3 separate regions of the Homo sapiens genome follow, and regions 1 and 3 are each linked to region 2. Evidence: chromatin loops called from intact Hi-C (ENCODE). Cell type or tissue: Calu3. All regions are shown on one strand. Each heading gives the region's core, and the rest is flanking DNA. Links, peaks and the distances in the headings are about the cores only. Region 1 has its middle 260 kb from the start of KCNN2. Region 2 holds the start of LOC124901047 (a long non-coding RNA gene). Region 3 overlaps LOC107986441 (a long non-coding RNA gene).

Region 1 (5,131 bases), core at 1,043-3,542, 290 kb before region 2:
AGATTTATAGAGATGTTTAAATTAGGAATAAGATATTATAACATGATAGATTGTAATTTGTGAAGAAATACATTGAGCATCTCATATCCTATGGAGTTCATACAAAAGTACAAAAGACTTACTTGAATAATGTATTTAATATTTTATAAATAAAAACTTTTCTTTATATATATTATTTAAAAGACACCTTTTTGTGTGAGGACCTCTCTAATGTCAAAAATATAAATCAATTCAAACGTAATACCTATGGTCATTATATAGACAGTCTTTTTGACTAAAACTTTTTGAAAAGTAGGGCTACTATATCTGAAGAAAAGCAATCTGGTCCAAAAATTTTTCCAAGAACAAAATCATAAATAGCACAATTGCCAATGAACTCTAAATATGAAGTGAAAAGACTCTAAGTCAGGTATGGTGGCATGTGCCTGTAGTCCCAGCTACCTGGGAGGCTGAGGAGGGAGGATCCCGTGATCTCAAGAGTTTCAGGCTATAGTATGCTATGATTGCACCTGTGAATAAGCAATGCATTCCACCCTGGGCAACAGAGTGAGATCCTGTCTTTTCAAGAAAAATAAAAAAGACTCTAATAATAGTCTTAACTTTTCCTCAATGTAGTTGCTAGGACTTGGTCAAGCAATTTTTCTCCTCCAAGTTTTTGTTTTCTTATGTGCAAAATGAAAAAGGAGGTGGAAAGAGGAAGTGGGAGTAACGCTTTTCAGTTCTAGCAATTGGTGATTTTTTATAATGCTATAATCTTGCTATAATCTGTATTATATATATAATCACGCTGAGAAACCTTGGCCTACATATTTATGTATGTGACTGGCCCCAAATTGGACTGGTCTTAATACTGGAGGAAGAACCTGGCTGCCTATGTGGTGTGGTTCCAGTAGTTCAGGGTACGTTTTTTGTCAAAAGAAAACACTTATCACATCAAATTTGATGAATTATTTATTTTCAGAATAAAGTCAATCCTTTGGAGAAAAGCCTAATATGTGGTAAAATTGCTTCAAGTCATTTATATTTTAATATAAATAAATGTTTTGTGTTATACAAATTTTATAGCTGGGAGGGATATTTGTGGATTAAGCCTTCTCTCAAGGATGTGGAGTACTTGGTTCCCAGTCTGACAGTGAGTATAATGTCAGATTCTAGACTGGAGCCAAAGCCCTAGATTCACCCCTGTGGAAACTATGTATGTAACCAAATGCCACTGGTACCCCCATAAATTTATACAAATAAAAGAGGGAAAAAAAGATTGGAGCCAAATCTCTGTGCCACAGGTTTCATGTTAATTCTATGACATCACAGAACCTTTCTTTTTCTTTGGGCAATCCTCCATAAAAGAGAAGTGTGGTAGACCAGCGGTCCCCAACCTTTTTGGTACCAGGGACCAGTTTCGTGGGAGACAATTTTTTCACGGACATGGTTGGGGGAATTGTGCAGGGGGGAGTGGGGATGGTTTCAGGATGAATCTGTTCCACCTCAGATCATCAGGCATTAGCTGGAGCTTGCAACCCAGATCCCTCACATGCACAGTTCACAATAGGGTTCATGTTCCTGTGAGAATCTAATACTACCACTGATCTGACAGGAGGCAGAACTCAGGCAGTAATGCTCACTTGCCTGCCACTTACTTTTTGCCATGCAGCCTGGTTCCTAACAGGCCACAGACTGGTACCAGTCTGTGGCCCAGCAGTGGGGACCCCTGTGGTAGACCAAACAATGGTCCCTAAAGAATCCAAGTCCTAATTCTCAGAAGCTGTGAATGTTCCCTTACATGGTAAAAGGGACTTTGCAGATATGATTAAGTGAAGAACCTTGAGATGGAGAGATTATCCAGGTAGATCAAATGAAATCACAAGGGTCCTTAAAAGAGGGATGTAGGAAAGTCAGACAGAGAAGAAGGCCATGTGATGACAGAAGCGGAAAGAAAGATGATGAGCTACGGAAGGAGCACAGCCTCTAGAAACTAGAAAAGAGAAGGGAAGGGATTATCCCCTAGAGCCTCCAGAAGTGAACCAGCCTTTCCGACACCTTAATTTCGGCCATGCAAAATTCATTTCAGACTTTTGACTTCCAGAACTGTAGGAAAATAAACATGTTGTTTTAAACTACTATGTTTGTGGTAATTTGTCACAGCAGCAAAAGGAAACAAATAAAGGAGACTGAAGGAAGCTTAGGACACTGGAGACAAATTAGCAGAATATTCAGAGGAGGTACCAGGGAGGAGGTGGACAAGGTGCTTACCAATGGCAGCTCACTTGATAAATCTAGGGGGAGCTAGTGGCCACTCTCAGAGCTTAAGATGGAATAGAAGTTCTAATCAAAGAGTCTGTGCTCTAATACTTTAAGTGGATGGGGAACTTTATATGCTTTGTTTGCCCTCTGAAGAAAATAAGAGCAAAAGAAAACAAGAGACGTTCATGTTTAATTGTCTGCTACCTTCAATAGCGGCAGGACTGGGCAGGAAGTGGCGAGAGACAGCATTTTAATATTTTGACACTCAGCCAGGGGAACAAGCTATAGTGAATGAAACCTACTACTGTCTTCAGGCTACTTCAGATCCACCATAATCCATGAGGTAGGAATGAATGCTAAACATATACCCATGACACTAGTGACCATCAACTACAGGACACAGAGACAGTTCTCCAGCAGTGCTAATGGATTTGCACAGGTATTACAACAGTCTTTATCCTTTTAAATGCTGGAACTAACTTGCAGATCAGAGGGTTTGTAATCCGAACAAAATGAAATTGACTGGACCCTGTGGGAAATACCTCCCCAACCATGATTACTTTCCATCATGTGAAAACTAAGATTGGACCTATAATTAATTTGTAATGTCACCTACAAGAAAAAGAACTTTCATAAAAAGCATATTTCCCGAACAATGTCTATCAAATCTAACCATTCAAGTAGGTCTACTATTTGGATCTAATACTTTCAGGATACATTTATGGAAAGAGGTGTAATTGCCTAGAGTTCAGAGTTGAATAGATCTGGGTTCAAATCTCTGCTCCTTTACTTACTAGCTAGGTAACCCTGGGCCAGTTACCTGGTGTCTCTGAGTCTCAGTGTCTCATCTATATAAGGGAGGTAATAGCAGAACTTGCTCCACTGGAGTAATGGAAAGATTAAGTGGGATATGGTAGGTTTAGTTACAGTAGCTATTATTCTGGCCATCCTCTAAAAGATTACAGATGAATACTCTGTCTCCTTGAGCCATCTTTCCTTTGTTTGCATGGTTGTCAATTAGGATGGTAGATCACCAGGGTTTCTGTGGCAGAGTCTCCAGGACTTTCCAGTGAGAAATGAAGCCTGTGGGGAAGAGAAGTTATGCAGGGAAGAGAAAGTCTGCAGGAAAGAGTGGAACACAGGAGGAGTACCACGAGGGAGAGAGGGACCTTCCTGGGGCTACAGTGAGATTTCCCACATCTGTGGGAGGTGAGTAAGAACTTCAAATCCAGGCCTGGATTCTGCACCATAGCGCCTGACAGAGACAGGAGAGGAGAATGATACCACATGGAATGACTCTGTGATGTACAGGTCATGAGTATATAGCTTGGTTTCAAGTCTCTTCACTATCTAGATAGTGCAAGTCCTTATTTCAATTGTATTATGTAATAGAACTTGTAAATTGAGATTGTATTACCAAATAAGCCAGGGATCCAGTGTAGCATGGTCAAAGTTAGTGTATAGTTGTTTTAACTGTCTTTAACCTCCAAACCATGGCCTCCATATACGAATAGATTGCTGTCTTGATATTATGTGTTAAGCAGTTTAAATGCCTGATCTCACTGAAACGTTAAAATAATCCTTAGGAAAAGGTACTCATGCTGGGTAGTAGTTGAGATTCATAGCCAATATCACAGAACCTAGAGAGCTGGAGAATCACAGTTTGAATACAAATCTATTTGACTGCTGCTGAGCCTGGCTCTCTGACATTAAGTTACACTGCTCCTGGACAGTGATCTCAACCTGTGGACTCAGTCCCCAGGGGACTTCAAGGTATGGCAAAGGATCTATAGATCCATAGGTGCATTTTCTATAGGCCAGATAGATGACATAGCCTGTTTTTAAATAAATGTAATACTGATATGCTTGAAAAAAGACAGACTGGCATATATAAATGTAAACTTAAATATCCTGGACAACTGGACTATTCTCAGCACAGTGTACAAAGGATACAGCAGGTGCATATATGGAGTCCAATTTGGAAGTCAAAAAAAATTATTGGGGGACACAAGGAGATATGTCTAAGGCAAGTAGACTACAGCAGGGAGAGGAGTCCCATCCTAGGAAAGACGAGCTAAAAGGAGTTAGGTAGGCCAAGCCCTAGAGGAAGCCTGCTGTACTAAGCAGAGAAACAAGGTAGAAAATGCAAATAAGAAAATTAAGGCCAACTGAATGGTGCTTAAAAACATGCTCCCTGGAACAATCAGAATTGAATCTTGGTTCTGCCATTTGCTCTGTGACTCCAGGCAACCTTGTTAAATGGAACCTTTTATGATATAATTTGTAATTCCACTGTGATGCCAAATCTCTCCCAGGATCCAGTGAGATGAGGTTATAATCTGCCTTCGTTTTAAGTCCAAGTTACCTTCTTCTCCTGAGGCTCATAGGGATGTCTGAGCATTAAATGAGATAATATGAATTAAACATTTAGCACAATGCCTGGCAAATCTTCCTCTAAGCCTTGTTGGGAAGTTTAAAAGAGATAAGGCACAGTGCCAGAAACCTCACAAGTGCTCAGCAAAATGATAGTTATTATTATTAAGCAGGTATTTATTTAGCCAAATTCTGCTTCCTCTCTCTCCCTGAAACACAGTGATGTTCTGTGTCCAGGCCCACCTAGAGACAACAGATGTAAATGAAATTACCACAAACATAGTAGTTTAAAACAACACTGTTATAAAGATACCCCAAAAACAACAGATGTGGTTAGAGAAAAGAAGCTGCTTCATATTCTTCACTCTCTACTCTAGAAGACAGGCTGGAATCAGGCCTCATGCATATTGCATATAAAATAAGACAATATTTAAAGCAGTAGTAAAGAACAACAGCCATAAGATAAAGCAGTTGATAGAGAAAATTATCATATAAAAATATATAATAGAAAACCAAT
Region 2 (5,131 bases), core at 1,289-3,788:
GAATTAAATTAAATTAGCTGAAATACCAATATGTCTACCAGACACCAGAGAGGATTCAAAAATGAGAGCACCCTTGCCACCAAGTGGCATTCAGGATAGGAGAGTACAGATAATTAGATGTTTTGCCCAATGTTGACAAAAGCACAAACACATAAAATCATGAGTAACAAAGGATTACACTGGGAAACTGTTTTATCACCTGTTTCAAGACCAAATACTTTCCACATACGTTTGAAGACTCATGATTAGGTAGTTTAAGTATCCAGCCTAGCATCTTTTGGCCAGATTCCCCAAAACATCTATCTCAGAAATAACAACAGCAGTAGGTCATTTGTCGGTTTATAAGCCCATAGGTGAATTGTAAATAGTCCCCTGTTCCCACAATAAGACAATAAAAGAAAGAGCAGGAGGGAGAGGAAGAAAAAGAACAGGAAGGGGAGAAAGATCCAGAGGAGGAAAGGCTGGTAGGTATAAAAGGATAATCAACTCATAGAGAAAGAGAGCAGCTACAGAAGTTGTGTATATATTATACACTTCTAAGCCTAAATTCTGCACTATAAATAACCAGGTTCAGCTTGAATTCCTCCCTAGTCTACTCAGGAGAACAGATCAAGAGCCATCAACAAGTGGGGAGAAAGGCACCACCCTGCCACCAAGCTAGAGGTACACTGGAAATGAAGGCAAAGGCAGGCCCATGCTCCCCATAAGTTCATAATGTGCTGGAAAACAAAGCAGCTTCTGCATTTTCTGAAATAGACTAATCAATTGCTCTTGGTTTGGCCTCTTCAGAGAACTTAAGCTTTTCTGCGTCTCAGTTTCTCCCCTCTAAAATTGGGAAACTAAACTCACCAAGTCATAGTAAGAATTCCTCGTTGTTCCGTTTTATTGAATTTTTCTGGCAAATGGTGTGTAAGGTTACAAATAAAAGAAATCAAGACAATTATAAAATTGCAAGCAAAGGTACAGACTCCTTTACAAAATTGCATGAGTGGCTGAGTTTTCCTTAAGCTTTATCCTAAGTGTGCTGAGTCCATTCCAACAAGGGAGACCTTTCCAAACTGTAATCCTATGTCCTGGAGTCTCCAGTCTCCACATATGGTACAAATCTGGAGAGAATGAGGTCAGCATCCTCGGCACAAGCAGGAAGACTGTGAATATTTTTGACAACCTCAGAAATGAAATGCCTTTGGCTTTTCACTCAAGCATTCCAGAAGCTGCGTCTCTAAACAAGGACATGGCACTCTTCATGGCTGACAGCTTTCAGGAGGAGAATACTGTGAAAAGACTTTCTATTCTTACAGAGAAAAATCTGATGGCTCATGACAGAGGCTGCATCGAGGAGCAGAAGTGGTGCTTACAAGGCCCTCCTATTTGCTTGCCTGCAGTGAAGGGCATTGGCGAAGACAAAAGGTATTTTCCCTTCTGTAATACAGAGAAGCCCATCTGTTATCCTGCCACAGCGCAGTGCCGGGGAAATCCTTCATGAACAAGAACCCTCCTGCCAGAGTTCCCTGGAAACACTCCTCAGATGATCCCGCCCCCACACAGGAGCAACACACTTCTCCCCAGCCTGCCTTTTTGTATTTTTTTCTTTTTATTGCTCCATAGAGCTAAGCAGAGAACAGCGCCTGTGATTTAAAATGAGCAGGAGGGTCTACCTTCAAAGCTGTCAGAATTGTTATTATTATTACTATTTCAGCCCTAGTACATCACTGACTGCCTCAATTCAGATACACACACAACTAAGCATGGTGTCTCAGAGACAAGCTAATGGGAACTAGAAGCTGGCCAAAGCTTTCTGTTTCTATGCTTAAGCATGGATCCGCTAAAGATCACTTGAGAACATGATCTGAATAGAAACAGGGCTTCTAGGGCTGATGGGATGGGCTGCTGCCATAGCCATCTGTCCTGTCAATGGCCAGGTTTCACTGAACCAGAGCCAAAGTGACAGCTCTGGGCGCCCCAGGCAGGAAGGACTTTCCTCTCCCTCAAGCCTCAGAAAGGAGGAGGAAAGAGAGCCAGGCCCAACTGATGATGCAATGGCAAGCCCTTAAAAGGGAGAAATGGTAACTTTGTTTTCTGCTTAGGGCCACCCGAGGCACATTTGGCCTGTGCAGGCATAGGTACGGGCTCTTAGTCTCTCTCTGTAATGCTTCTACACTTATGCCTACAAAACACCCATAAGCTCCTTTACTCCTATGTTTTGGGGATACAGAAACCTCACCACTCCTTTCACTTGTAAAGCTCTACTCTCTTTGTGCTTTTCCTTCAGAGTCAATTCACATTTTCCTTGACCTGATTTGTGCTTTTTGGAATATTGGAGAGCTTTCTGAAATGAATTAGATAAGCACAGATTTGTCTCCAAAGATCAATCTGCTACAATGAGCTTCTGCCTCCTTAGCTGAGGCTAATATCTGACACTTCCCTGTAAAAGTGACAGTGCACTTAGTAATCTGTGGAATGCCTGCACACATGAATTGAAAAGATGCTGGCAGGTCCTTCCCTGACCTTCGTAAGTCATCAGCTTGTTCCGTGATTCATGGTATTGAATGGTGCTTTCTTCTTCCTTTACCTTGCTGTAAATGCTATTAATGATCCAGAGAAGTGAAAGCCCTAAATCTTTTTTCAACAGGAAAACAAGAATGGGACAGTAGCACCACCATTCTCAAGCCTGCAGAACTGCAGGAAAAGAGAAAGTGAAAGACAGCCTGGGTAGAAGGAAAAATGGCCTTTTTACTAACACTTAAAGAAAATGTTATCCTACGTTCATCTGAACTGGAGAAGGAAGTCACGTCACTCACTTTATAATTATCATACAAAACAGGAAGTAGAGTTTTATTCATTTCCTATGGAATCTAATCAATGCAAGCAACCCATCTGGATATTCCAGTAATAAAACCATATGAAAGATTTTCAACATTTTGGCTTCCAGCATTCTGGTTATCTACAAAGATCAGAATAGTTGTATAATGGACAAATCTTCACTTTATTTGATTCTGTGTAGATATAGTCTTTTATACTCCTGAAGGAAAATGCTCTGATAAAAGGATAGAATTCCTTCCTGCATTTATTCTTATTCAAAAACTATAATTTCAGTTCCACCACTGCAACTACAATATATTTTCATATGAGTAGCCAAGACAATCTCCAGCCCTTAGTAGTCTCTGGCATATGACACATAACCTTTTCAAAACTGAAAGAAAGTCCTTGAGTTGAGAAGTCTAAAGAACAGTGTTTCTGTCATGGTGTAGACCAGATTGAGAAAATTCCACCCAAGTGGCAGATCCTTGGAGGTATTTCTCCAAGTCTGTGGAGAAGCATAATTAATGACTGGCTCCTTAGAACACAAAAACAACCACAAAAGACCAAGTGATATGTCGGGGAGAAATGTCCCTTCTGAAATACATAATGAGTAGGAAGAAATGCCAGTGAAACATTTCCAATTCATTAAAATACAAATTTCCTAGTGCAAAGAAATACCTAATACAATAAAATTCAGAGGCTATTTTATATTCTCCCACATTGCTTGCTCTGAAGTGAAAAGAAATAATATTTTCCAAATTTTGACAAGCCTTTTAAATCTTCATTGAATTATCTGTATGCTCCAGGTGAGGAAATAATAAAATCATAGATATGACCCGGAAAAGGGATTTGTGGATCACTTAGCCCAACCTGCTCATTTTTAAAATGAGAAAGAGAGACCCAAAGAAGTGAGGAGACTTAACACAAACCATCAGAGTAGTTAATATCAGGTCCAAGACTGAAACCAGGCCTCCTGACCTAGCGTGCAGCTCTACCAACAGCTCCCTCAGTTCCATTCCAGGCTTCCTCTGAAAACCATCTTACCTCCATCTGCTGGCGCCTGCTCTGCCTCACACGTCAGGCTGGAGAATCAGCAGTGAGCAGAGGGATATCCTCCCCTTGGTCTACATAAGCTGTGTTTATCCTGCAAGGCCTATCTCAAGCCTTCCCTGCCTAGTACAGCCACAGCAGTCGCGCTCTCTCCTGAAGTACAGGTAATGATAGATCTCTTTCCTATTGAGCTCATATTCTGTACTGTCACGTCACTTCCCTGATATTGTCATCACCTAAATACCTACATAATTGTTACCAAAGACTTAACCTTTCTACTTTAACTCCTGTTTTCTTCCTGTCTTCCCTTCTAGACTATAAGCTCTTCTTGTTAAATAAAGAGAGTACTGTTATTTAATGCTTGTTAAGCTATTTCCCTTTTCATGGGTATACGCCTTATCTCTCCTAACCCCCAGTCAGATTTCTAGTTCCATGACTTCAGAGACTGTTTTCTGTCTCACAATTATTAGGGTACATGAGGGGGAGATGGAGTGAAAAGTCAGGGGGGACTGTCAGATGCATATTTTAATACCCTCAAATTTTTTGCAATAGTCCTGAGTTTTTCACCGGCTCTGTACGAATGCTACCAAATTCTACTCACATGTGCGGTGATAGAGAAGTGCCCTTCTCTCAGCCTGGATGCCATGGTGCATAGGTGGATTTTGCACACCAGGTGGCTCTGGAAAGGAACCATGGGCAGCTTCAGAAATGGATGAGTCAGCTCAGGCTACTGGATATCCTGCAGTAGCAGGGCTTCCCCTAGGATGAGCTGGCAACTCCATTCCTTAATCCTGGGAGAGGAGACAGCAGCCACTGGAGAAGGAAAGTAGAAGGGAAGGCTTGGGTGTAGGTCATATTCATCCATTTTCAAGCTGCCGATAAAGACATACCCAAGACTGGGCAACTTATAAAGAAAAGAGGTTTAATGGATTCACAATTCCACTTGGCTGGGGAGGCCTCACAATCATGGCAGAAGGTGAAAGGCACATCTTACATGGTGGCAAACAAGAGAGAATATGAGAGTCAAGTGAAAAGGGAAACCCCTCTAAAACAACCAGATCTCGTGAGACTTTTTCACTACCACAAGAACAATATGGGATTATCTACAATGATGATTTGTATGATTCAATTATCTCACACCAGGTCCCTCTCACAACATGGGAATTCTGGGAGCTACAATTCAAGATGAGATTTGGGTGGGCACACAGCCAAACCATATCAAGGTCATTCCTCACTCTCTCATCCCAGCTCTAGTGATTCTTCAGCAAATACAAGGAGA
Region 3 (5,131 bases), core at 1,722-4,221, 130 kb after region 2:
TGAGGCATGAGAATTGCTTGAAACCAGGACGCCAAGGTTGCAGTGAGCCAAGATGGTGCCACTGCTCTCCAGCCTGGGCGACAAAGTGAAACTCTGTCTCAAAAAATATATATATATATATTATTTCTTCAATGATAAATCAACCTTAGCTTACTATTACTTTTTTACTTTAAAAGCATTTTAATTTGTCTAAACTATATGATTCTTTTGTAATAACACATCTTAAAACACAAACACATATAATGCTATACAAAAATTTTTTTTGTCTTTATAAGATTTTTCTATTAAATTTTTTTTAACTTTTTAAGCTTTTTTTGTTAGATACTAAAACACAAACACACACATTAGCCTAGGCCTACACAGGTCAGGATCATCAAGGCATCAATAGGTGAGGAATTTTTCAACTCCAATATAATCTTTTGAGACAAACATCATATATGAGGTCTGTCATTAACCAAAATATCATTATGTGGCACATGACTATATAGCTCTAGGTACATATTGGCTTATGTAAAAGAATGAGAAACTAGGAAAAGTAAGAATACAATCTTTGATGTACTCATTCTCTCATTCTATAAAGCAAAAACATAGGATTTATTTAAGCAATAACAACAACCACAAAAATGTCTCAGTTAACTATTTTTCCAGTATATGAATTACAAAACATCTCAGAGCTCCTAAGATATTTTATTCTGTATAATTTTTATATACATTTTTGTAAAATAAATAGATACAAAACATGTATTTACCAGGCTTGAGATGCCACTGAGAACTTTTCATTCATTCAACAAATATTTACTAAGAGCTCTATGTGTCAGGCACTATTCTAAACACTTTTTAAATGTACTAGTCTATTTAAAAAAAAAGCAAAGAACCTTTTCCACGTGACATAGTTTAGTGAGAGGAACAAACAATAAACAACAAAAATAATAAATAAAATAAATAAATAAATAAATGATGTAGTATATTAAAAGTGAGATGGATGATGGACAAAAGGGGAAATAGAGAAAGGAAGAGGCAGCTGAGCTCTGGGGAGGGTGGGCAGGGCAGGATGAATGAGGGTGGTAAGTGGAGGCCCCCAGGAGTAGGTGAGATTAGAGCAGAGACTTACTGCAAGTGATGAATTGAGTCAACCAGTTATCTGAGGGAAGCACATTCCAGAAGAAGGACAGCGAGAGCCAAGTCTCTGAGGCAGGAACGTGTCTACTCCTCAAAGGACATCAAGAAACAGTGTTAGCCCAGAAGTTCAAACTTTCTAACTTCCTGGCACCCTCAGTGTCTCAGTAATTTTTTAACCACCAAAAAAAAAAAAACTACATAGCCATTCCTTTCATTAGGTAGTTAAATCCAAAAATGTTAAGTATGTATGTCCTAATAATTAAGTAGCTATTTGAAAATAATAATACAAATTGAAAAAAATACCTTTCATTTCAGTCTTAAATAACCACAATTACTTACAAATGGGGCATGTGTGTCCCTTAGGCCCTGCACAGCCTCTCCATCATTGGAATGAGACTGGACACTGCCATCCTTGTTAACTATTCCTGTTCATTTTTGCATACTACTTGCTTTTTATCCCATCAACCTCCAAAAACCTAGCTTTGCAAAAATATGATGTCACCTAGGACTGTAGGAATGTAGTGTAATTTAGTATGAAAACTCTAAAGTCATTTGCTTGGTTTCTGGTAGACGCTGCTCCATTTCCTTCAAAAACTCAAAATATCCTGGGGCCTCTCTGTGAGTTGGCTGCAGCACCTTGGGGTGTCCCAGCACGTAGTTTGGAAACAGCAGGGTTAGTTTATACCTTAGCCTCTTTCATTTTCTTGGATCAAGCTATTTCTATTCTCTTTAGTAGCTTCTCCGGCTGCCTTTCTACAATTTCTCCTTCCCAATTTTCTTTTTGAGTAGCCGCAGACTGTCTTAATCAAATATGACTTAAAGTATGTAGAGATACAGAGATACATAAGCATGTATATCATTATAGTAACGCCACCATTCAGAGGCCTATATCCTGGTGAAGGACTCATTTCCTTCCCTCTCAGCTTCTGTAAGGGAGTTAATCGCCTTTGAAGGTTTTCAACACCAAACAGATAGAAACATGCATTAACACACTAAAACACCATGTCACCTCACATCTATAAAAGATGGGAGGCTGGGAGGAATATTCTCTGTCCCCACAAAGATAATTCTAGTCACAGTGGAAGCCAGTGCTCTCCTCTGCTAAAATTTGCTTGTATACAGTACTTTAAGGCTTAGCTGTTCAATTATTTTCAAAATCATTGACCATTTGAATCATTACAAACTGTTTTTAGAGGGAAAAGGAACATAACATTTTAGCCCATTAGGGGAATTTCAAAGGACTAGAAAGCATGTTCTCATTGTGAGAATCAATTACGCACCTTCATTTCTTCACATCTCAAGTCACCTTCCGACGGCTCATGTGACACAGTTAGCGGCAGGAGGAGTGCTGTCAGAGCTCATTACCAATGCCACACACTGTGAAACAGAGCAGGAGGCAGCCTGACATTCTCTCCTTCAAAGTGAGAATTAAAGCAAATTGAATTTGCTTATGCTGAGATAAAATAATACAGTAAGTCCCTGTACCCCCTCCAAAATAAAAAGGTCATGATTTCTTATAAAGTATAATGAGGGGGGAAATGACTTAAATTAAACCTCTGCTTATCTGCATTGTTGGCTAATTACAACATTAGAGATTCACCCCACCACCACCACCACCCTGGCAGTCTTCACGGTAACATAGCGCCATCTAGTGCTGATATCATGTTAGGGGAATTCAAAAGCACACGTGTAAAGGGCACCTAAAAAGCAATGGTAAAATAAAATAAAATAAAGTAAAATAAAATAAACAAATATTTACTGAGTACCCACTATATAAATACCATATGCCTGCTTTTTTTTTCCTTCACAATTCTGGGAATTGTGTAAAGCTTTCATAAGCAGGAATTGCTCTGACTTTTGTGGAAATTATTTACATGATAGTGAGGGGGGAAGAAAGAGATCCTCTGTTGGAAGTTGTGTCAGCGATTTCATCAACATTAAATATGAGCGTAGAGGTGGCCATCAGGCTTCTCAGCTTGAGCAGAGCCATGATTACATTTACTGCACCTCTTCCCAGAAAAATATGGGGCTACTTAGCATTTATATTGCACTTTTCGTCTCCAAACCACTTTGCAGAACCTCTGAATAATTCCCCCAACGCCCTTCAAAGTAGTTATTACTCCATACTATCAGCCTCTTTATGAAAGCTTTTGATGGCTGTTTTCACTGCGTGTGAGTGAACTGCATTTACCAAAGAGAATTTCTCCAAAGACTCATGTCCAGAGTCAAAGAACAATTACTATCTAAAACCTTAATATTCCCCCTTTTTACAGAGCAAAAAAAGGCTTATAATTAATTTACATAGTGAACACATTACCTCTTTCCTATTCAAAGATAAGAATGTCAGGATAAAGGAAAGCATTGCATCATCAATATGAAATGCTTCCCTATTTTTCCACCAGTGCTACCACACCTAAAATAATAGCATTGTTGTGTCCTCAAAATATTAAGAAAACCCAGGAGACAATTGAGATGGGCAGACTGCTAAAAGAGGATGACCTTATAAATTAGGACCCTGTGATATATTAAGGATCTGACTTTTTTATTTAAAAGGTAAGTGTCTGTCACTCCTAACTTAATCACCTTTTATAAACCAGTTATTCCTTACAGTATTTGGATTAGTGGTGTAATTTAAAACCAAAAATAAAAAGGTACAGAAGTTGTCATTTTAATGAGTAATATTCACATTTTTCTATATATAATTCATGTTTAAACTTCTTAACTGGGCTTGTACCTTTTGTAAAAGAAAACAGAAAAAAATTTTTGTAATCACAAAGCATTTTTACTGTGTGACTCCCATAAACTATGGGATAAAATATGTGTGTTTCAAGAAAAAGGACCTGCATTAAGATGCATCCCAGAGAGAAAGAGAACAGAGTAAGGCAGAAAAGTTAAGAAGTCAGATCCTAAGCAAAGTGTAATGTCAACAGTGGGAGAGGCCAAGACACATCAACATAGTCAATGAGGGGCCAGGCTCCCTCGCAAACATTCTTTCTCTGCTTTCATCTTTATGTATCTTCACCCCAGAGATTACCAGCCCAAGAAACACATATGATAGGCATTTCACAATGCACATGTTATGACTTAAAAACATTTCACATTAGAAATAATCATTCAATATTTTCAGCTTTAAAAAAATGATTGTTCCATGGTATGTGGGAAGCAGTAAGTTAGAATTAATGTATCACATGCCATTTCCAAAATCCCTTCTGCAGACCTAGGAGGATGCTTTTGGTGATGTCTCAATGCCAGCTTTTTAAAAACAATCTCTAGTTATAGTCACTTTATGTAAGGGGATTCATCATCATTCTGTTACCTAATGTATTTTCATATATTTTAGGATTTAGGAAAAGAAGATAGTGTGAACTGAAGTAAAAACTCTAATAAGCATATTCATTAGGCCAGATTATTTTAGGGAAATACAGAAATCTCCCAACTATTCCCTAACAGGAAACCTTATAATTTCCATTAACAGGAGTTCGGGAGGTGGAGGTGGGGTTCTTGTTCCAGGAGTGGTGTGTGTCCTTTTTGGAAGAGTTGGGACGTTCAGATGAGCAAAGAGGGAAAGGAAGGTATATTCCTGGTCTGTAAAGCACAGGAAGCTGCTGACACCAACAAAGGTTTAAAGGCACCCCATTGCCTATGAAATGAAGCCTAAACCTCTCAGCTGGTGAAGGACAGATAACTCATTTTTCACACTGCATTCTGATGAGACCAGAAAGCTTTGTTTCTTCTGTCTGTAAGACTGACCCGAGTTTCCTCACCAAACTCCCACCTAGCTAAGTAGCATGGGTAATTTAGAGTTACAATTAGCGATATTTTAATCTCATCTCTTTTAAACAGTCAGTTTGGATGATGAAGTTTAAATAGTGTATTCAAAGTCAACTTAGTATCATGCCTAGTTTGCATGATCTCTTTTGGATGAATCAGACCCTTCGCCAAATGTTCGGTCTTTCTGATTTTGCACCCTCACTTCCAACTCCACCATGACAGCCACTATATATGTTACAGG

What was found. A loop is a pair of places that touch in the nucleus more often than their neighbours do. Peaks named below come from ENCODE experiments on the same cell type or tissue, not always from the same donor. Only the 100,000 strongest peaks of a DNase experiment are listed, where the experiment ranks them.
Region 1: a loop joins it to region 2, with 3 times the contacts of the local background. A loop is called at or near these places in 2 of 110 quality-filtered maps.
Region 3: it touches region 2 in a loop (2.6-fold over the local background); 4 of 110 quality-filtered maps call a loop at or near these places.

Annotation. Positions count from the first base shown.
Region 1 is chr5:114,094,914-114,100,044 of GRCh38, reverse strand. It overlaps a transcript of KCNN2 not described here. Among named protein-coding and RNA genes, the nearest start is that of KCNN2, 260 kb to the left of the region's middle. In Calu3, for the core only: no CTCF peak of the experiment used is centred there; no DNase peak of the experiment used is centred there.
Region 2 is chr5:113,803,886-113,809,016 of GRCh38, reverse strand. LOC124901047 (a long non-coding RNA gene) reads right to left here and starts at 2,934. Exons shown (of 2, transcript XR_007058906.1): 1 at 850-2,934. In Calu3, for the core only: a CTCF peak has its summit at 2,632; a DNase peak (open chromatin) is centred at 2,666.
Region 3 is chr5:113,676,753-113,681,883 of GRCh38, reverse strand. The region is part of intron 1 of LOC107986441 (a long non-coding RNA gene); the gene reads right to left. Among named protein-coding and RNA genes, the nearest start is that of YTHDC2, 170 kb to the right of the region's middle. In Calu3, for the core only: a CTCF peak has its summit at 2,794 (motif pointing left); a DNase peak (open chromatin) is centred at 2,743.